Regions from separate parts of the Homo sapiens genome. Here region 1 is linked to region 2. A link is a loop called in an ENCODE intact Hi-C map of the cell type or tissue named here. Cell type or tissue: A673. All regions are shown on one strand. Links, peaks and the distances in the headings refer to the core of each region. The heading gives the core; the rest is flanking DNA.

Region 1 (11,592 bases), core at 1,883-9,882, 180 kb after region 2:
AAACTCCTTGTAAATTAACACATCAAGCTATTGGGCACAGTATCATAAACGTTTAAATGTAATACTATAGTTAAATGTATGTAGTCAATATGATATAGGAGTTAAAAAGAAATTGTTTAGGCAGATAGTGAGGATAAGGAAGTCCTTGGTAAGGTTTCTATTTTAATAAAAAGCAGCCCCAAATCATTTTTTTTCTAACAAAAAGCAGCCTATAAAATTGAGCTGCAGACATAGAAGCAAGCTGGAAGCTTGCACGAGTGAATGCCAGCCAGCTGTGCCAATAGGAAAAGGCTACCTCAGGGCTAGGCACGTTCAACATGGCGGCTCCATCTTCCGTTTTCTTTGCCAACCACGTGTACAGTAAGGAGCTGACAACATGGTGCTGGCCAGGGAGAAAATTCATTTGCATAATAAAAGATTAGGGTTGGGTGGCCAAGCTTCTTTGCATGTGCTATGTAAAGTCACACTTGATCCAACCAATTTTTGGGCCCAATGTAAATCAGACACTGCCTCCTCAAGCCATTCTATAAAACCCGGTTCACTTCACCAAGGGACCAAAAGACCCGCTTGGGCGGCCCTCTGTCTGCATGAGGGAGAGCTATTCTCTTTTCTCATTCTTTTGCCTATTACACTTCTTTTCTAAAGCTCACCACCTGTGTGTCCTTGTCCTTGATTCCCTTGGCAAGAGATAACAGACCTCGGGTATTTACTGCCATAGACAACAACGCCTCTTCAGATATACTATATTACTAAGAAAAATCATTAAGAGAACACAAGCCCATTGATAATACTAATATTTGTGCAGTAATTAAAAATCTCAACTAAAAATATAACACATCCAAGGGTTAGGAACTGAGGACATCTGAATGCACATAGCTTAACAGTGAAGATTGAGAACTTTGGTCAGTTGTGTCAACATAAGTTAATTTTTTATTTCCAAGAAATTTCTGCCCAACATGATAAAACCATAAATCAATAAATAATTTTACTCATTGCTTCTGAAAATTTCTGCAAACCCATTTATTTGAGAAACAGTTTGCACATCTGGGTAACATGTCTTCTGCTCAAACAGCTCACTTATCAGACAAAATTTTACTTATGAACATGCTTTAAGATTGTCGCTCCTCTGTGTCCACCACTTCTAAACTATTACGACATGAATTTCGCTCAATCCCACTCAGTTTCCCACTTTGAAAGACTCGTTTATAAAATCAGAATCTCTGAAAATAAGACACTGAGAAGAATAGTTTTGTTTTATTTTATCTTTAATTAAAAGAATAATTGTATACATTTATGAGGTACAATGGTTTTGATATATGCATACATTATGGAACGACTAAATGAAGCTAATTAGCATATTCATCACTTCACATACTTTTTGTGTGTTTTGTGGACATTTAAAATCTAACCTGTTAGAAATTTGAAATATGCCTTACATTATTATTAACTATATTCATCATGCTATGCAATAGATACCCCAAACCTATTCCTCCTGTCTAATTGAAATGTATCCTTTGAGCAACACCTCCCCATTCCTTGTTCCTTCCTTCCCCTCCCATCCCCCAGTCTTTGCTAAGAACCATCCCATTCTCAACTTCTATGAGTTTGACATTTTTAGATTTCACATACAAGTGAGACCATGCAGTATCTTTCTGTGCCTACTTTACTTAGCTTAATGTCCTCCATGTTCATCTATGTTGCTGCAAATGACAGAATTCCATTTTTTAAAAAACCAGGCCGGGCATGGTGGCTCACGCCTGTAATCCCAGCACTTTGGGAGGCCGAGGTGGGTGGATCCTCTGAGGTCAGGAGTTTGAGACCATCCTGGTCAACATGGTGAAACCCTGTCTCTGTTAAAAATACAAAAAATAGCTGGGTGTGTTGGTGGGTGCCTGTAATCCCAGCTACTAGGGGGTGCTGAGGGAAGAGAATTGCTTGAACCCAGGAGGCCGAGGTTGCAGTGAGCCTAGATTGCACCACTGCACTCCAGCCTGGGTGACAGAGCTAGACTCCGTCTCAAGAAAAAAAAAAAAAACCAAAAAAAAAAAAAAAACAACAGCAATCCCACTTCTGACTATATATCCAAAAGGATTTGAAATCAGCTTGTCAAAGAGATATCTACAGTCCCATGTTTATTGCAGCATTATTCACAATAGCCAAGGTATGAATTGTATTCAGCCTTAAAAGAGAAGGAAATTATGTCATATGCAACAACATAGACGAAACTGGAGAACTTTAGTTTTTAAAGCTTATTTAATTTTATTGAATGCCACAACTAAAGATCTGCTAGAATTTTAAAGTCCATGGCTTCAATAAATTTATTTTTTAGGATAAACTAAAACTAGTAGAGTTCATGATGAGGAATTTATATTGAACATGATGTGGAACACTTGGGACACTTTCTATCATATTTTTAAATTAGCCTCAAATCTCAATTACCTTTATTTTACCTGGATGATAGTGGTTCCTTCTGCTATTAGTCAATACCTCCAAAAGATACCAGATACCATAGTAGCACTTGAAATAGCAATGTGTTTTCTCCTAATCTCCATTCTTTTACATCATGAGCTCTTTAAGAAAGGAAACTTGCCTAATCCATCATCTCCACTAACATCATGGTTGGCATATTACATGTATTTCATATTTGTTAAATGATTGAATGTGAATAAAACATTTTCGATTTATCTATAACCTAATGGCTATAATTTTTAGTTTTTTTATCTGTGTTTACCTTAGAAATTGATGCTACAGTGATTCACATGTATCAGTAAGAAGAAAATAATTATTCATTTTTTAGTATAAACAGGATTATTTTCATTTTATTACTTTGTAAAAGAGGTAGCCAAAAGAATTTCTAAAGATAGCTACATTTGCTTAAAGAGAGACTGCTTTAGATTATTATTTCATTTAAAAAGTCATCATTTATAAAGTCTTGCCCTCTTGAATAAGAAAGAGTCATTATTCAATGCAGCTTCTTTAAGAACATTCAATAATAAAATAAGATTATCAGATATGCTTAATTTCAGATTTTAAGGGATTATTTTAATGCTTAAGAGTAGTGATTCTCAAACAAGAAATAGTGAGTGTATTTCAGAATATCTGGGTTTGAAGTCTAGTATAATTTTTTTAAGAAAAGAACTCTGCCTTATTACTTTATTAATTAATAAAGTAAAGAACAGTGTTTGGCAAGTGGTAATCACTTTTAACTATCATAGCTATTATGGTTTTATAACAGTAAAAAAAACAAAACAAAACAAAAAAAAAAAAAACCCTTATTTTGACCAGGCATGGTGGCTCATTCCTGTAATCCTAGCACTTTGGGAGGCCAAGGAAGGCAGATCACTTGAGGTCAGGAGTTTGAAACCAGCCTGGTCAACATGGTGAAAAGCCGTGTCTACCAAAAAAAAAAAAAAAAAACCTAGCCAGACACGGTATTGGGTACCTATAATCCCAGTTACTTTGGAGGCTGAGGCAGGAGAATGGCTTGAACCCAGGAGGCAGAGGTTGCAGTGAGCCACAATCCCACCACTGCACTCCAGCCTGGTCTCCAAAAAAAGCAACAAAACAAAACAAAAACCTTTTTTCAAATAACAATAAAGGGTATATGAGATTTTTATGAGAGCGCTTTCTAAGCTAACTTTCTAAGCTAAGTTTTAAGTGGTTAAAGGATGTCTATATTGTCTGTATGTTGAGTTTATTTCCCATTATATTTTATTATAAAAGTAAATATGTGTTTCCTTCTAGAAATTCAGGAGAAAATAGAATACTTTCTTCTAGAATTCAGGAGAAAATAGAATATTTTCTTCCAGAATTCAGGAGAAAATAGAATATTTTCTTCCAGAATTCAGGAGAAAATAGAATATTTATATGATGAAATATCACATATATACTATGAGTAAGCCAGAAGGGAAATGAAAATCAAAGATTTATTCCTGACAAAATATTGTAAATATGTTTTAATGAAAGTAACACCATACTCTTCTAGAACAACAAAAAACCATATACGAAAATTAGATGCATTTGAAAGTGCTTTGCTTTCCCTACCTGCTGACTTGCAGCTATGCTAATGAGAAAAAGAGAAAAGGAACTATTTATCAAATGGTCTCATAGTAACTTAGATGTTTACTTCACTGCAAACTATTTATCAAAATGGTACTTTATATTTATGTGATGAACCTACACAATTAATATCTATTTTAACTGGACAGAGAGCTTTCTGAAGGGTCACCATTGTATTTTATCTTACCTGTTCTTTATTCTTAGTAGCTGCTTAATACATTTTGTGAAATTAATAAAACTTTGTAAAACTCAAGATATTTTAAGCAAAAGCTGTGAAATATAACATAATTATAATGTTACACTATTCCTCTTTCTTTTCCTCCCCTAGAAAGGGATCAACAATCAATCCTATGTGAGTCAGAAAATAAGCAATACAAAAGAGCAATTCAGGCAAAGGAGGCCAATACGCTTTTTATGTTTTACTTTGCGCTTTGTTTTTAAGATTAAGTCTTTTTTTTCTGGATTTTATTATACAAAGATACTGCTTTGAACATATATAACTTAGTAGATGGAGGAGATAATATCTGAGGCTTTTCCTTAATTTACACATGCAAACTAACCTAAATCCTTTTCCATCATTGTTTGGTGTTTGATGGCAAGTTTATAAATTTCTGTTGAAAATTTTGATTAGTAACTTTTTTTTCCCTTCCTTTCCTTCCCTCCCTCCTTCCCTCCTTCCCTCTCTTCCTCCCTCCCTCCCTCTTTTCCTTCCTTCCTTCCTTCCCTCCCTCCCTCCCTCCCTCTTTTCCTTCCTTCCTTCCTTCCTTCCTTCCTTCCTTCCTTCCTTCCCTCCCTCCCTCCCTCTTTTCCTTCCTTCCTTCCTTCCTTCCTTCCTTCCTTCCTTCCTTCCTTCCCTCCCTCCCTCCCTCCCTCCCTCCAGCACTGTCTTTTTTGGCATCCTCTTATCCCCCCTTGTCTCCCTGCCCGTCCTATTTGATCTGACTACAAGCCCTCACTATTAAGGGTTGGAGACAATTTGTCCAACCTTTGACTAGCAATTTTTATTTGTCAAGTTTTAAACAGTTGTAAGCTGTATCTTTGTTAGTTTTCACGGCCCCTTTTTCAAATTTTTCTCCTTCCTTGATATCTTTAAAAACACTATTTTTTCCCTTCTACTAGCTGCTTCAATAACTCAGTCACTTGGGTTAATTCATTTATATCTTCCATTTTAAAATTAATATTTATATTTTCTAAAACCGGTCTTCAGCCTTAATTATTCTTGTTCTCCTTTTAATAACTGTAAGATCTCAGTTATTTATATAAATATAACAACCTCCCTAGACTCTCCCTAGATCTCTAGACTAGACCTATAGAAATTAGAAGTTCCTTCCTGTCTTGCTTTTTATATGTGAGGATGATGATATCCATCTCCAATTGCAATTTAAATAATATAATGTTAACAATTTAATAAGAAAGTTAAAAATATTGAGAAAGTTTCTGGTAATCGACATGTTTGGCAAACACTCAATAATTTTTCTTGTTGATCATGATTGACTTTGTGAGAAAAAATTGGTACATGTATTAATTCATCATTGCTTTTGTAACGTTGGGCCATATGACATAGGATAATCTCTCCATATTAAGACCCTTAACTTAATCATACCTGCAAGTCCCTTTTGCCATGTAAAAGTAACATGTTCACTGCTTACAGAGATCAGCTGTGTGTACCTTTAGGGGCATTTTTTATTTAACCATGGGTATTCTTTGTTTCTGAAATACTAACATCTATCTCATATGCAAAATATCTTCTCTCCAAAGACCCCCAAATCTCAACTCATTACAGCATCAACTCAATTTCAGAAACTCATATAAATTCCATCAGCTAAAAAGTCCCCAAATCTCATTATCTAGATTGGCATGGATGAGAATCTGTGTGTGATCCATACTAGTCAAAATTCCTTGCCACGTGTACACTTAACAAACTAGAAAACAAGATATATGCACCTTCAATGTCATGCTGTGATAGGCATGGAATACTGCTATAGATTTTTTTTTCAGAAAGAAGAAAATGAAAGAAAAAATAAGTGACCATTTTCAAGCAAATTCAAAATTCAACTGGACATGTTCTGTTAGCCTTTAAGGCCAGGGAACAGTCACCTGTGGCCTTTGGCTCCACCCTTCTGGGTTCTCTTCTCTGCATTCTGAGCCCTAGGCTCCAGGCTATGATTCATTATTTATTTTACATGAAAGGTAGCACATGTTGGCAGCTGTGTAATTTTCATGGTCTATTTTTCTGCCAGTAGAATTTTGGGAGTCTGACAGCCTTCTATCATTAGCCCTTTCTCTGTCCCTTTTGGTCCAAGCTGGCAGCATCTTGACTGGTGACTGGTATTACATTTTCAAGTATCTTGTGAATCTCTCATGTATGCCTGGGGGTTCATTCTGTTAGAAAAGGGGCTTCTGCACAGGTCTTTCCTAAATAGCCCATGTCTATATATATATTTTTTCTCCTGAGATGCCTGAATGGATCCATAAACCACACACGTAATCTCTTCCAAGAGTCTCCCATGTGACTGCAAAATGTGACCTTTTGTTTCTTCTGAGATCCTAGAGAAAGTTTGTTCAGGCAAACTCTTGGCTTTCTACACTCTTCCCTGACAGTGAGTCTCCTAATTTTAGTTCTTTTGCAATCTGGATAGGCTGTCTCTAAAAGCAGGTTCAGGATACCTTTTTTTTTTTTTTTTTTTTTTTAACAGTTCTTCTCCCAACTTCTCTCTCTATACTTGCATTTAACTATAAACAGTAAGATAAAATCAGGTCTCACCTTCAGCACTGTGCTGGGAAATCTCCTCAGCTAAATATATAAGTCCATCTCTCACAAGTTATGCTTTCCAAACAACTATAGGACAAATATCAGCTGGGCTTTCTGACATGGTATAACAACAATCCACTTTCCTCACATTTCCCAGAACATGTTCCTCATTTCCTTCTCAGTCCACATCAACAGCGTCTTTAACAACATACTTCTAGGAGTCTATTTATGATAATGTAAGTACTCTATATGAAAAACAGGTTTCTCTACCATGCTCCTCACTGCCCCCTGGGAACTCACTAGCAGCACCCTTAATATCCACATCTCTACCAGCAGACTGTTTTTGATAATGATGTTTCTTTCTAAAATGATATATAAGTTTTTATTCCCATATTCGTCACTTACTTTTGAGCCCTCACTGGAGGTATTTGATATTCATATTTTCACCAGTAGTCTGAGAAAACCATACCAGGCTTTTGCTATGATGCTTCTTGAAATTCTTAAAGTCTTTTACTCATCACCCAATTCTAAAGCCACCTGTATATTTTAGATATTTGTTACAACAAAACCCTACTTCTGATGTCAAATCTGTATTAGCTTATTTTTGCTGCTATGCAAATTAACACAAGCTTAGTGGCTTTAAAAATCATGAATTTATTATTTTACCATTCTGGCAGTTAGAAGTCAAAAATCAGTTTGACTGAGAAAAATTCTAGTTATTAGCAGAGGCAGTTCATTCTAGAGACTCTGAAACTGGCAAAAATTATGACAGTGAGAAAAATCTGACATAGATGGAAATTAAGAAGTATCTGAGACAGGTCTCAATCTATTTAGAAGTTTAATTTGCCTAAGTTAAAGATTATGACCCATGACACAGCCCTAGGAGGTCTTGAGAAACATGTGTCCAAGGTGGTTGGGTTACAGCTCGATTTTATACATTTTAGGGAGACATAAGACATCCATCAATGCATGTGGGGTACATTAGTTCAGTATGGAAAGACAGAACTTTTTGAAGCGAGGGCTTCCAGGTCATAAGTAGATTCAAAGATTTTCTGATTGGAAATTGGATGAAAGAGTTACATTATTATCTAGAGATCTGGAATCAATAGAAAGTAGTATCTGTGTTAAGATAGGTGGTTGTGGAGACCAAGGTTCTTGTTATGTAGATGAAGCCTCACAGGTGGCCTTTACAGGCAACAGATCACAAATGTTTCAGACCTTTAAAAGGTGCTATGTCCTCATCTAATCTCTTGAGGATCAGAAAAAGTCCTAGAAAGAGTAAGGGATTTCTATACACAATGTAAATTTCTCCCACAAGAGATAGCTTTGCAGAGCCATTTCAAAATATTTCAAATAAATATATTTTGGGGTAAAATACTTTTATTTCTTTCAGGGCCTGTTATCCGTCATGTGATGTTAAACCAGAGTTAGGTTGGAATTTGGTATCATATTGCTACAAAGAGTCTGTTTTATAAGTCTTAAGATCTTTGTTTTAATGTTAATGCTGGTCAGTTTGTGCCTAAACTCCAACGGGAGGAGAGTGTAATGAGGCATGTCCAACCCCCCACCCCTTCCCTGTCATGGCCTGAACTAGTTTTTCAGGTTCCTTTGAATCCCCTTGGCTAAGAAGAAGGTTCATTTGGTCAGTTGTGGGGCTTACTTAGAATTTTACTTTTGGTTCACATAGGAAAATTATGACAGTGAAAGAAACTTGATGTAACCGACCCCATCTTGCTTTTAACCTCCAAGCTGCCTTTGTTCATTACTTTGCACAGGCCCAGGTAACAACAGGAGGAATTTAGTTTATAGTTTAACTATGAAATGAAAATGATAATAGCCCCTTCCCAAAACAAACCTCCTCCTGGGGACCAGACTGATTTTGTAAAACTAACAAATTGGCCACAAGATTAGAAACTATGGCTCAGGAGTCATGCATCCAGAGGCCACAAGATTTCTAACCTTTCCAATCACTCCTACGGATAATATTACTATTGTAAAATCTAAGATAGGTGTTTGAGATTTTTTTAATACCCTACATTCTGGTGGATCAGCTGGCACCACCCAGATAAGTAAAGTGGCTCCGCTCATTCTACAATCCCACTCAGGAAATAAGACCACAGAAAGAAAAACCTACTTTGACTCCTATGATTTCATCCCCCACCTGGCCAATCAGCCTTCCACACTCAGTAGCCCCCTGCCCACCAAATTATCCTTAAAAATCCCTAGTCTCCAAATTTTGGGGGAGACTGATTTGAGTTATAAAACTCTGCTTTTCTGTCTAGCTGGCTCTGCTTTTATTAAGCTCTTTCTCTATTGTGATAACACTGTTAGTAACTTGGCTCTATCTGTGCAGTGGGCAAGAAGAATCCATTGGGCAGTTACAACTCTAGGAGACAATCCATTTCCTTGTTTTGCCCATTTTTGAAGGCTGTCCTCATTCCTTCCTTCTGGCCATCAGACGGCCTTTTTTTCCCCCTCTCTTTCCTTCCATCATTCATTGTTTTCTTTCTCTGCCTCTTTCTCTGCTATCTCCTTATAAAGCCACTGTGATTACATGGAGCCACTTGGATAATCTGACTCATCTGCCTTTCCCAAGATCCTTAACTTAATTACATCTGCAAAGTCCCTTTGCCTTATAAGATGACATATTTACAGATTCTGGATATTAGGATTGTGATATTGTGGGAGTGAAGAATATGTTATTCAGTCTACCATATTATATTTCAAATGTGACGTATTCCTTAAGAGATATAATTGCATAAGTTATGAGCCACAGAACATGGCTTTTCGACTACATTCATTAGTTCCACTATAGAATTAAGAACTGACACTTCTCTTAAAAAAATATTTCTTAGGATTGCAACTGCAATGAAACAGTAGACAATTCTAGAGCCCAAGTAATCACAATATTAAATTAATGCTAAAAATTTTAGGTGAATTTGAAAAAAATGAACATGATTAACATAGATCATTTTAAATTATTGATATGTAAAATAGCATCACACCTTTCCTTTTGTGAAAATAGAAAGTTTAATCAAATGTTGTAGCTCATCTTTCAAGAGTCTCCAGTGTCATCACTGAAGAAGTGCGGGAGATTCAGTTCCACTGGAGAATTTTGAGAGCGCTAATATTATTCAGTATAAAGAATCCTTTTTTTCCTATGCTTTCTATTTGTGTTCTTTTTATTGTTTGGCTATTTTGTAAAAAATAAAAATAGAATGCAAAAAAATGCACTCATTTCTGATGGGAAACTATTTAGAACTCTAATTAATGCAGGATCTTTTTTTTTTTTTTTTTTTTTTTTTTTTTTTTTTTTGTGACAGAGTGAGACTCTGTCACCTAGGTTGGAGTGCAGTGGTGTGATCTCAGCTCACTGCAACCTCTGCCTCCTGAGTTCAAGCAATTCTCTTGATTCAGCCTCCCAAGTAGCTGGGATTACAGATGTGCACCACCACGCCCAGATAATTTTTTTTTGTATTTTAAGTAGAGATGGGGTTTCACCATGTTGACAAGGCTGGTCTTGAACTCCTGATTTCAGGTGATCCACCTGCCTTGGCTTCCCAAAGTACTGGGATTATGGTGTTAGCCACCTCACCTGGTCTAATTAATACAGGATTTGATGTGAGTATACCAAATACCCCCCATCATCTGTTAACAAATTAATGAAAACAAGACATGACCATTGAAAGGATTCCAAGCAATATAACAGAAGAATGCTGGAGGCATTTTAGTATTTTACATTAACTGTAACTTCAAAACACATCTTAAATGGAGACGTATTTAAGGTGGACTGAAATTCCCTTAAGGGATTAAAATGTGATAATAACCTGAAAATTTTTTAACAAAGTTATTAAAATTAAATAATTCAATCACTTAATTTAGTTAAATAATTTAATCATTTAATTTACTTAAATAATTTAATTATTTAAAATAATTAAAATAAACCATTACTACTTTTTCTAGTTATTTAAATAAATGCTTAAATAACTTATTTTATTTATTTATTTTTCCTGATTAGCAGTATGAGGTTTAAGGAAATCTTTTCTCACCTTGGCCAAAAATCATTGAATCCCAATACTGGTATTAGTCTAAAAATTGTATACTTGTGAATTTAATCTTATTTGAAAGTATTACCATTAGATTTGAAAGTATTATTAAAATGCCAAGGCAATGACATATTTTATATAATAAAATATTTGATAAGCTATGTGGTAATAATTTCACTAAAGTGGATGTGATATCTTTTCCTCATGTTGTTGTTGTCCTTTCCAGGAAAAAAATAATAGACTCCATAGATTTTATAAAATTGCTTATATAATTTAGGAAAAAGAAGATTCTCTCTACAAAATCAATATATTCAGACCAAGAATTCACTCTTAAATTCATACACACTATCAATCTTTAAATCTTGTTCATGTCACCTCCAAATTATAGCTCTGGGGGAATCGCTACCTTTCAGTTTTAACCATTTTAGAAAAGTCACAATCATTCTTGTTTAGGTGAATACATTGGGCTAGCTTCTCCGCTTTCTTCTCCACCCTCTCCACTGAGCAGATAGAGAAATCTTATTTAAAAATGAAATTATGCGATTTTTCAGCTTAAATTAACGGTTTTTCATTACACTTAGAAAGAAATTAAAACCTTTTCATAATGGTTACCTTTAGGTGTCAGCTTGACTGGGCCAAGGGATAACCATATGGATGGTAATACATTATTTCTGTGTGTGTCTGTGAGGGTATTTCTGGAAGAGATTAGCGTTTGAATAGGTGGAAAGAGCAAAG
Region 2 (11,592 bases), core at 1,826-9,825:
GGCAACTGGTAGGTTAAGAAAACTGCAGTGTGATCACTACGTAGCTTCCCACTTTCCAAGAGAAAGTAGACTGGCTAATTTGCTAATTGGTAAAATCTTTGCGGCTTGCTAAAAACAAATAAACACAAACAAAAAACTATTGATCTCTTGTTTTGTGTTCCTTAGGTATTCCACAACTCATTGTGTGTTCTGCCTTCATTGTGGCTCCTCATATCACCCTAAAGAATTGAACAGCAGAGCTACCATTGCATATATGGTGATACTCTGACTACTGCTTTTTCTGAAAATTATTCATTCTTTCATCTCTGATCCAAGAGTTTTATATGCATCTATGGAATTGTGTCAGTTTCACACGTCAGCTTGCAAATCACAGAAAATCTCAGACCTTCCCCAGTTCTTGATGTGATTGAACTCTTCATTGTACATTTTTTTGGGGGGGTGGAGGGGGGTGGCGGGGATGGAGTCACCCAGGCTGGATCACAGTGGGGGAATCTCGGCTTATTGCAACCTCCGCCTCCCAGGTTCAAGCGATTCTCCTGCCTCAGCCTCCTGAGTAGCTGGGACTACAGGCGGGTGCAACCACGACTGGATAATTTTTGTATTTTTAGTGGAGACAGGTTTTCGTCGTGTTGGCCAGGCTGGTCTGAAACTCCTGATCTCAGGTGATCCACTCACCTCAGCCTCTCAAAGTGCTGGGATTACAGGCTTGAGCCACCACGCCTGGCCAAAATTTAATTTAAGCATAAAAAATAAATCTACCTATATTAAATTGTACAGTTTTGATTGCAACTTCAGCCACCTTTTTAATTATTTTTTACAGGTAGCATGTGTTTTTTTTTTTTTTTTTTTTTTTTTTTTTTTTTTTTTGAGACAGAGTCTCGCTCTGTCGCCCAGGCTGGAGTGCAGTGGCGCAATCTCGGCTCACTGCAAGCTCCGCCTCCCGGGTTCACGCCATTCTCCCGCCTCAGCCTCCGGAGCAGCTGGGACTACAGGCGCCCGCCACTGCACCCAGCTACTATTTTTAGTAGAGACGGGGTTTCACCATGGTCTCGATCTCCTGACTTCATGATCCACCCGCTTCGGCCTCCCAAAGTGCTGGGATTACAGGCGTGAGCCACTGCGCCCGGCCTGCAGGTAGCATTTCACTAGCAGTAATAAAGCCCAGAAATATCCTCATGTAGATGGTACAAGCTTTCTCATTATTCGAATTCTGCCGGTCATCTACTCCTTGTTCCTTATATTTTCCCACATCCATCTGTGTAGAATTTTGCTTTCCTGTGAAATTTCTGAATTCTCTGACTTCTCACCAGGAAATGATTAAAAGTTTATTTTCAGATATTCCTTACCAGACTACGTCTCTCCAAATAGGTTATGCTTTGTAAATTTCTCTTAATAGTGGTATATATATTCTAAAAGTTATTTATTTGTTGTTCCCTAGAACAAATAATGTATGTATTATTTGTTCTAGATCTGTGGTCTCTGATGTACTATGTGATCTATGCTCTTGTGTTCTCTCTTTTGTTGTCAATATTTTTCAGGTTAGCCTTTTCTTCCTGGAAGCCAAGGCTAAAAACAAATCCCCTATTTTGTAGTACCATGATCATATTAAACTCCTACCACAAAGATCCAAAGTGATGTTATCTTCCAGTATTAAAATATAAAAATGTGTAGCACTTACATAGACCAGATGCATGTAGTTTTTACCACGTAGCAGACATAGATTTTTAATTTCTTCAGAAATAAAAACGTATGTAAGAAACCTGCACGTTGTGCACATGTACACTAGAACTTAAAGTTTAATTTAAAAAAAGAAATAAAAGCTAGTATCTTTCATAATCACCAGATATTGTAAAGTGACTTGCGTGAAGTTATGCAGCCAGTACTGGAAGAACTAGAATTTAAACCAGGGCAGACTGTCTCAAGTATCTATTCTTAGCTATAAAGCTAAGAGGGTTTTTTTTTGTTGTTTTTTTTTTGAGACGGAGTCTTGTTCTGTCGCCCAGGCTGGAGTGCAGTGGCACGATCTCAGCTCACTGCAAGCTCTGCCTCCCGGGTTCACGCCATTCTCCTGCCTCAGCCTCCCAAGTAGTTGGGACTACAGGCGCCCGCCACCACGCCTGGCTGATTTTTTTTTTTTTTTTTTTTTGTATTTACACTAGAGGCGGGGTTTCACCATGTTAGCCAGGATGATCTCAATCTCCTGACCTCGTGATCCGCCCACCTCCGCCTCCCAAAGTGCTGGGATAACAGGCGTGAGCCACCGCGCCCGGCCAAGAGTCATTTATTTGAATAGTGATAAATTCAGAAGTTTAATTTCAAGGTCAGACCAAATTTCTTTAGTACTTCTATTAAAATGGCATCCAAGAAAATAAATATTGAAATTTGAAAACAAAACATCTCTATCACTACCAAATTTTTCCCATTATGCCACCAACCAAAGCACCCCCTACCAACATATTTCTGACTATTTTCTACAAAATTGTTCCCCTGATTATCCCTTGTGGTGCTATCTTAGAAAAGCAGGTATCTTCTTAATATGAAGTAGAATAATATAGTGGATAGACTTTGGCAACTGACACATGATTGGGGTCCAAAATAGAGCCTGAATTTCCTTCAGGACCTTGAACAAATAAGAGCATTTACTGAGGTTTTGTTTCCCGCATTGAAAATTTGAGACGATAATATGTCTGTTACATGGTTGTTGTGAGCTTTAAAGGTACTGTTATTTTTATGGTACAGCATAACCATGAAATAAGTATTATTTAATTCTCTTCTTTACAAACTTTATCACGGAGTGTTCTTTAATATCTGACACCTGTTCCAATTTCACACATCACTGATCTTTGGTGGATAAAATGGGAGACCACAGTATATATTTATTAAACTACCACAGTGAAGATTAAATTAAAGGCCAGATTCTTTATTCTAGTGATTTCCAAAGTAAAGTTTCTGTAAAGCACACAACGTTTTTTGACAAGAGAAACCTCCTCTTTCATTTTCTATTTTTTAATTATTAAATTATTTTTGTTAGAAAGACCAATAATATTCAATATTTGATATTAAATTAATGAAACTAACTTATTTTTCAATAAAGCAAACATGCTTTTTCGAGTAAAATATACAACTAAAGCAAAGATTAGGCTTTATAATTTTCTTTGTATTATTCTCTTACACAACTGTTTCATCCTCTTCAAGTAAACAGTTTAGAAGTAATCTCGAAATGTCCTTCAGGACAAAAATATTTATCTTCTTTTTAGCCTCAGCGTTATGTATTAAAATTAAACTATCTACATAGGCCAAGTTAATTGAATGGATTTTAATATCAAGCAATTAAAAATGAAAATAATGTGGCCAGGAGCAGTGGTTCACGCCAGTAATCCCAGCATTTTGGGAGGCCGAGGCAGGTGGATCATGAGGTCAGGAGTTCGAGACCAGCCTGGCCAAGATGGTGAAATGCCATCTCTACTAAAAATACAAAAATCAGCCAAGTGTGGTGGCAGGTGCCTGTAATCCCAGCTACATGGGAGGCTGATGCAGGAGAATCGCTTGAACCCGGGAGGCGGAGGTTACAGTGAGCTGAGATCACGCCACTGCACTCTAGCCTGGGCGACAGAGCAAGACTCCATCTCAAAAAAAAAAAAAAAAAAAGAATGCAATGATTGTTAATCTATTCTGATTTTAGAAGAGAAAGTTAAATTGGAGCTCTCCACAAGATGAGTTCTAGGATGTTACAGAATATTGGAAAATCTAGAGAATTAGATAATCATATCCCCATCTGTTTCTCTTCTCCAAAGAACCCACAAACTTAATGTATCATCAGTGTCACACAGAATTATAAACAAAAACCTATGATGACCTCTATAGATATATAGATACTGAAAAAGTATTTGATAAAATTCCTCATACCTTCATGACAAAAACCTTCAAAAAACTAGACATCCAAGAAACACACCCAAAATAATTAAATGCATATACAACAAACCCACAACAAACATTATCCTGAACAGGGAAAACTTGAAAGCATTCCCCTTAAACCTAGAGCAAGACAAGGATGCCCAACCCTCACTTCTATACAGCATAGTATACAAAGACCTAACAAGAGCAATCAGGCAAGAGAAAAAAATAAAAGGCAGCCAAATAGGAAAAGCGGAAGTCAATTGTCTATAATCACTGATGGTATCATCTTAGACCTAGAAAACCGTAAAGACTCCTCCAAAAGATATCTATGTTTGATAAATATCATATTTATCATATTATTATTATCAAACATATTATCTATGTTTGATAAATGACGTAAACATAAGACCTGAAAATATAGAAAAATTTATTCTGAACACTGGCCTAGGCAAATAATTTATGACTATGTCTTCAAAGGCAAACACAATAAATAAAATTAGACAAAAGGGATTTAAGTAAAAATAGTCTACACAGAAAAAGAAAGAATCATCAGAGTAAACAGACAATCTACAGAACGGGAGAAAATATTTATAAACTATGCATCCAACAAAGGGCTAATATCCAGAATCTACAAGAAAATGAAACAACTCAACAAGTTAAAAAAAAAAAAAAATCCCTGCTACTACTACTCAGTAACCCTTAATATTACTCAGCCATTTTTTGAAAAATGAAATCATGTCTTTTGCAGCAACATGCTTGGAAACTGGAGGCCGTTATCCTAAGGGAAATTACTCAGAAACCAAAAGTCAAATAACGTATGGTCTCACTTATAAGCAGGAGCTAAACAATGGGTACAAATGGACATAAGAGGGGAATAATAGACATTGGAAACTCCAAATGGTGGGAAGCCGGGAGGGTAGGAACTGATAAAAAAAAAATTACTTTTTGGATACAGTGTACACTGTTTGGATCATGGGTGCACCAAAGGCCCAGATTTCACCATTACATATATCCATGTAACAAAACTACACTTGTTACCCCTAAATCTATAAAAATAAAAAAAATTTCAGCTGAGATTGGGCAGAAAGAATGGCCAATTAAGTCAACTGAGTCCCATTAGACTAGTTTCTGAAAATCAGAAGATTAAATTTTTGACAGGTCACAGAATAGTAGCTTTACTATGTCAGGGATACTGTTCTTAGTCCTGAGAACTGAAATCCTTTATAATATAAGAACTAGTGTATCTCCTGAAAGGGTGAGCTGGACGTTCACAAACTGGGCATCCATGTGTTAGTGCCAACTTTGAGTCAACTAATGGCATGACAGCTCATTCCAGCAGCCAACTGCTCTGCTGCTGTTACTAGGTAATAGATAAAGGCAATTAGCACCAAATGCTCTTTTTCATTCTTGGCCATCGTGGTTGGGAAGGAGGGAATGCATACATGTCTCTCAAAGATTTGAGAAAGTTTCTTTCAGTCTATTAGACTATTGATGAGTGGGAAGAGCACTCAGTTTCTTGTGCCATTTTATAATATCGGGCTTCCATTTTGGGCCTTTGATTGTATGGAAAATTTGCAATAATTCCACTTGATTTCCATGTTAAAATGCCCAAATCTCCACAACTTATTGAGCCACTGAATCCATCCTTGCTGATGGATAGCTCTCTTGTACAATTCTCAAAAAAAAGTCAAATCATTTTGTAGCCCAATCCCCTGCAAAAAAATTATGAATCTCATAATAATAATATTATACATTATATGTTCAATATTATATTTCCCATTATGAATATTGCATAGCATATATTACTCATTGTATGTAATATGTTATATATTTATATTATAAATATTATATATTATATATTCATACATGGAATATATACAACATAAGATATACTATTTAGTATATACAACATATATCATACTACCAATAGTTGCTACATATTACCAATATCATATCACATATGCCAGGCACTGGTATAAGCATTTTAATTCATTTAATTCCTGCAATATTCTTATGAGTTAGGAATCATTTTCCAAATCTTACAGATGAAGATTGAAGCTAGTTATGTAAATCATATCATCCTCTTTGCCTATTTTAAAGAAAGCTTACAGTTAAAATTCGAAGGTTGGCCATATCCAAAATATATAATTAAGTTACCTGTGACTCTCTCTGGCAGAAACAACCACTACCAAGATGCCAGTGTGCTTGGGTGCAACTGGGTATGGTGTTTAGCTTTCAGTTATACCCATGCACCTTAATTTTCTGCCACTTGGAGGCACTCGTGTACCATAGGAGAGAATTTTCCAGCTTTAAACTTGGCTTCTCAAAGGTTACCGCTGAAGTATAAACTACAACCTCTAACGTCTGCCCAGATCTTGCAAATCAGAATCAGTAATACTGGTAATCAGAACCTGGTGTTACTGAATTGGTGTTGCCCTTTTAGCTAGGTCATCAAGACTGGTCCAATCAAAGCATCTCACTTTCTTCAGATTAAAGGAATCCCTGCCATCTTAACCTTCCAGATGGGTGGTAGCCAGGCATCTGGAAGGAGAGCCTTAGGATATGGACCTGGCTTCAGACTGCAGAGCCTGGAGCCCAGGATGACCCTGTCTACTAGGATGAAGGAAAGAAGACTGAAAAACCAAACAATGCATCAGTTGAAAGAGTCTGTGCTTCAATGCAGAATACAAAAGAGATCTGAAACCATACACCTTCAAGGAGTTTGCAGGCCAGTAGAGAATAAAAACTGGTGAGCATGCTTTAAGGACTAAATCTGCAGAACTTTTTTCTTCAGGTCTTCCTGGCTACAAAAGGGGAGGGTACAGTTAAAGGAGCTAGTCTATCTGAAACTGAATTAGAACTATGATTAAGAATTGGTAAAGTGATTCAAGTTTTTGGCATTATTTACAGAACTACTTGTACGTATAATAGTTAAAATCAATTTTAATATGATATTCTTTAAATGGAATCATTTTTAGAATCATGTATAATTAAAATTTTATATTACACCGAGATACACTTGTTTTTTAGCAAGACATTTTCTTATTAAAATTAATGTGAAGCTCCAATGCCAAACACTAGAATAAGACTATTCTATTCCTTGCCTTGAGACCACCTGCCTGTGTGAACTTGAGTAGCCCAATTTTTCCCTTTGAACATTGTTGTGTTTTTCAAAAATATCTGATCAATGTACATAATGATCTCTAAAATCCTTGTAGCTTTAAATTCTGGGGTTTCTTAAAAAAAAGGAACCCCCTCCAAAATGCTTTTCTTAAACCACAGTAAGATTTGATTCCCTCTAAATGAAATACAAAAAGAGTATTGTTCTTAAATGTTTGATATAGTGATTTCTCTTAATTGTTTTTCCTCCTGCTGTAAGAACATGACTTAACAACTGTGATGTTTGATGAAAACTGAAGATTTTTTTTAAGTCAAAAATAAATAAATTGGAGTGCTTACTCAGAACTGCAACAGCTGTGTTTTGATGTTTACAATCACAGATGTTAGATGTTTCCAGATGGAAACACGGTTGTCAGTCTTCAATTTCCTTGAGAAAGAACTATATAATGATGGTAGTTAAAAACCAGTTTCATAGATTTTCTGTGATGCTAGTCATGAAATTCTATAGTTTGCTTGAAATATATATCTAACATAGCTTTCATTTTATTGTGCATATTTATTTCAACCATTAAAAACAATCTGTTTATTTAATTTTATTCCACATAAAATACCAACAAGGTTGTTCACAATAGTGTTTCAATTAAGGTTCCATTTTTTAAATCTTGAATATTATCTAGCTAGGTTATGGTTATGAATTATTAAAATACTTGCAAATAGAATTGTGACAATTGAGAATTTAAAAAAAGTATGTTTTTGAGTGTACCAAGCTCTGGCTAGAATGCTTTTATAAATAATAATCATATGTAATATCTGTTGTTCTTTTACTCTGTGACCATCGAGTTAAATATATATAATTCTACTTCATGTGTAAACGTTGCAATGATTTTATGAAGAAGGTACTATTATTTTATTATCCACATTTCACAAGTGAATTTGAGGTATAGAGAGGCAAAAATAACTTGCTAAACTTCATACAGCAAAACAAATGAGGTAGTCAAGATTCAAACCCAGAAATTCTTACACCGCAGCCCCAGTTTTCAATCAACATACTCTTCAATCTCCAACCATGCCATGTTTTTGCCACATGTAATCTTATTTTATAATAATCACAACCATATGAGGCAAATAATAATATTCTAATTTTTTTAAAGCAGGAACTAAAAGATTGAGATGACAATCGAGTTAAGATCAACAAAGAGTACTTCAACACTCCAACCCCGGAAGTGCTAGACATGCTCCCCAAGGACTTTAAGCCTGTGTATGGCGGAACCCCTCGGGCCCAAATCACTTCCTGTTACCACAGGAACAAGTAAACCTCCTCCCTGATACTAAGACACTGGCCAGGCGTGCTTATCTTTCCCTGACCTACTCTTATAAACCAAATTGTCAATTAAATATTAAGGTAAAATAAAGATGTTTTACACATAAAAGCTCTCAAAACATACTTATTGTGTACTCTTTTTCAGGAACCTATTGGCAGCTATGCATCAGTAAAGTGAAGAAGCACCTCAGGAAAAGGGAGCATAAGGGAAAATAAGGAGACATAAAGAAAAATGGAAAACATGAAAGAAAGAGATTGAGAGTTGTAACAATGAAAAAGGAAGATTGCACAGTGAGGCCTGAATAGAATGTGTAGGAGACAGCTACCTAGAATGGAGCATGACAGAAATCTTCACGGGACATTCCTCCAAGATCAGGAAATTTCTCAAATGCTTCAAGTGCCCGGAAATAAGAAGTTGAAAACGAAAGTTTGCTGGGAGTTCCATTGGTAAAATGTACATATTGAAAACAGTTAAAAAAATGAGACAGAGAAAAAGAGAGAGAATCAAACACACGTAACATGACAATATTTAATGCTTTTTTAAAAGGTAGAAAATTGAGTCACAGTAATTACATGCTTATCTGTATGTAACATTTACCAAATTATAATAATAAGTGCAAAATATCTAATCATATTTATAATATTACTGTATTGGAAGGATAAAAGGACAGATAAATTAACTTTGTATCTGGTGGACAGCAAAAAACAGACATCTATTATCTTCCAAAGTAGCAAGTCAATGCATATATAATGTCAAAATTCAAAAAGTAAAAAAGTAACAATGCAAGCTGTTATTTTGAGAAAATGCCAAAATATTCAGCCGAAAAGCTATAAAGGTACTATGTCAATGAAAGGGAAATGGGAGATTGTCTATTTTTTTAAATAAATTTTGGAGAATAACTTTATTTTTTAAACTCTTGAGATAATTCACTGCGATAGAACTCAAACAAAAACAAAAGATAATAAATTGTTGTCTGCATGCTGTAATTACAGCTTTCTTTTATAATGTTTGAGAAAGAAAAATAAAACTTTTGATAGGTTTCAACTTATACCTTTTAATATTTTTCTTAACTTTTAATTTTTGTGGATATAAAGTAGTTGTACATGTTTAATTGGTACATGAGATATTTTGACACCGACATGCAAAGCGTAATAATCACATTACGGAAAATGGGGTATCCATCCCCTCAAGCATTTATCCTTTGTGTAAAAAATAATCCAATTTTACTCCTTCAGTTATTTTAAAATGTACAATTAAATTATTTTCACTATAGTCATCTTGTTGTGCTATTAAATACTAAGCATTGTTCATTTTTTCTATTTTTTGTACCCATTCACTATCCCCACCACCCCAACAACCCCCCAACTACCTTCCCCAGCCTCTGGTAACTGTATTTCTACTCTCCACCACCTTAACATAATGACCTATTCACTTAACATATTGCCCTCCAGTTCCAATTATGTTGTTGCAAATGGCAGGATTTCACTCTTTCATATGGCTGAATACCCTATTCTGTGATATTACTATAAGGCTTGCAAATACTATCTTATAGCTCATTATTTTAAACTAATGACAACACTGCTTGCATACACAAATGAACAAACACACAGAAGTAAAACTAATAAAAACTATACACTTTAACTTCATCCTCTTGTTTTTATGACTTTTAGTTATTTCTCCTGTCTTATTGTACTGTGTCTTAAAAAGTTGTACTTATATTTTTTATTGGTTCATTATTTAGTCTTTCTACTTCAGACGAGAGTGGTTTACACACCACAATTACAGTCTTATAATATTCTATCTTATAATATTCTATGTTTTTCTGTGTACTTTCTGTTACCAGTAAGTTTTGTGCCTTCAGATGATTTCTTATTGGTCATTGATATCCTTTTTTTTTTTTTTTTTTTTCAGATTGAATAGTTCCTTTTAGCATTTCTTATAGGACAGATCTGGTGTTGATGAAATCCCTCAGCTTTTGTTTGTCTGTGAAAGTCTAAAGGAAAATATCCTTCAAGCATGAAATATCCTTCATTCTTGAAGCATATTTTTGCCAGATATACTATTCAAGAGTGATTTTTTTTTCTTCAGCATTTTAATATGTCATGCCACTTCTCCTGGTCTGTAAGTTTCCCATTGAAAAGTTTGTCGCCAGATGTATTGGAGTTCCACTGTGTGTTATTTGTTTGTTTTCTCTTGTTGCTTTTAGGATCCTTGACTTTTGAGAATTTTATTATTAGATGCCTTGAGGTAGTCTTCTTTGGGTTAAATCTGCGTGGTGTTCTATAACCTTCTTATACTTGAATGTATATCTTTATCTAGGTTTGGGGTGTTCTACCTCTTTTTCTCTACCTCCACTTTAAGGCCAATAACTTAGATATTCCTTTTTGAGGCTATTTTCTAGATTTTGTAGGCACGCTTCATTTTTTTTTTTTTTGTCGTCTCTGACTGTGTGTTTTCAAATAGCATCTCTTTGAGTTCACTAATTCTTTTCTCTGCTTGATCAATTCTGCTGTTGAGAGAGTCTCATGCATTCTTTGGTATGTCAATCACATTTTTCAGCTCTAGAATTTCTGCTTAATTCTTTTTAGTTACTTCAATCTATTTGTTAAAGTTACCTGATAGATTGTGAATCCCTTCTCTGTGTTATTTTGAATTTCTTTGCATTTCCTCAAAACAGCTATTTTGAATTCTCTCCCTGAAAGATCGCATATCTCTGCTTCTCGAGAATTGGTCCCCAGTGCCTTGTTCAGTTCTTTGGGAGAGGTCATGCTTTCCTGGATGATCTTGATGTTTGCAGGTGTTCATTGGTATCTGCGTATTTAAGAGTTAGGTATTTACTGTAGCCTTCACAGTCTGGGCTTATTTGTGCTCATCCTTCCTGCAAAGACTTTTCAGGTATTTGAAAGAACATAAGTCCCAAGCCCAATATTGTTTTGTTTATTTGTTTGTTTGTTTTTGAGATGGAGTCTCACTCTGTCGCCCAGGCTGGAGTGCAGTGGCACGATCTCGGCTCACTACAAGCTCCACCTCCCAGGTTCTCACCATTCTCCTGCCTCAGCCTCCTGAGTAACTGGGACTACAGGTGCCTGCCACCACACCCAGCTCATTTTTTGTATTTTTAGTAGAGACGGGGTTTCACCGTGTTAGCCAGGATGGTCTCGATCTCCTGACCTCGTTATCTGCCTGCCTCAGCCTCCCAAAGTGCTGGGATGTTGTGGTTTTTACAGACTTGGAGAGGTACCAACTTGATCAT

The links. Peaks named below come from ENCODE experiments on the same cell type or tissue, not always from the same donor. Only the 100,000 strongest peaks of a DNase experiment are listed, where the experiment ranks them.
Region 1: it touches region 2 in a loop (8-fold over the local background); 2 of 110 quality-filtered maps call a loop at or near these places.

What each region holds. Positions count from the first base shown.
Region 1 is chr13:89,515,285-89,526,876 of GRCh38, reverse strand. No RefSeq gene overlaps it. Among named protein-coding and RNA genes, the nearest start is that of LINC01040, 21 kb to the right of the region's middle. In A673, for the core only: no CTCF peak of the experiment used is centred there; a DNase peak (open chromatin) is centred at 4,988; H3K27ac peaks cover 1,576 bases.
Region 2 is chr13:89,690,424-89,702,015 of GRCh38, reverse strand. No RefSeq gene overlaps it. Among named protein-coding and RNA genes, the nearest start is that of LINC00353, 130 kb to the right of the region's middle. In A673, for the core only: a CTCF peak has its summit at 6,168 (motif pointing right); DNase peaks (open chromatin) are centred at 6,185 and 8,265.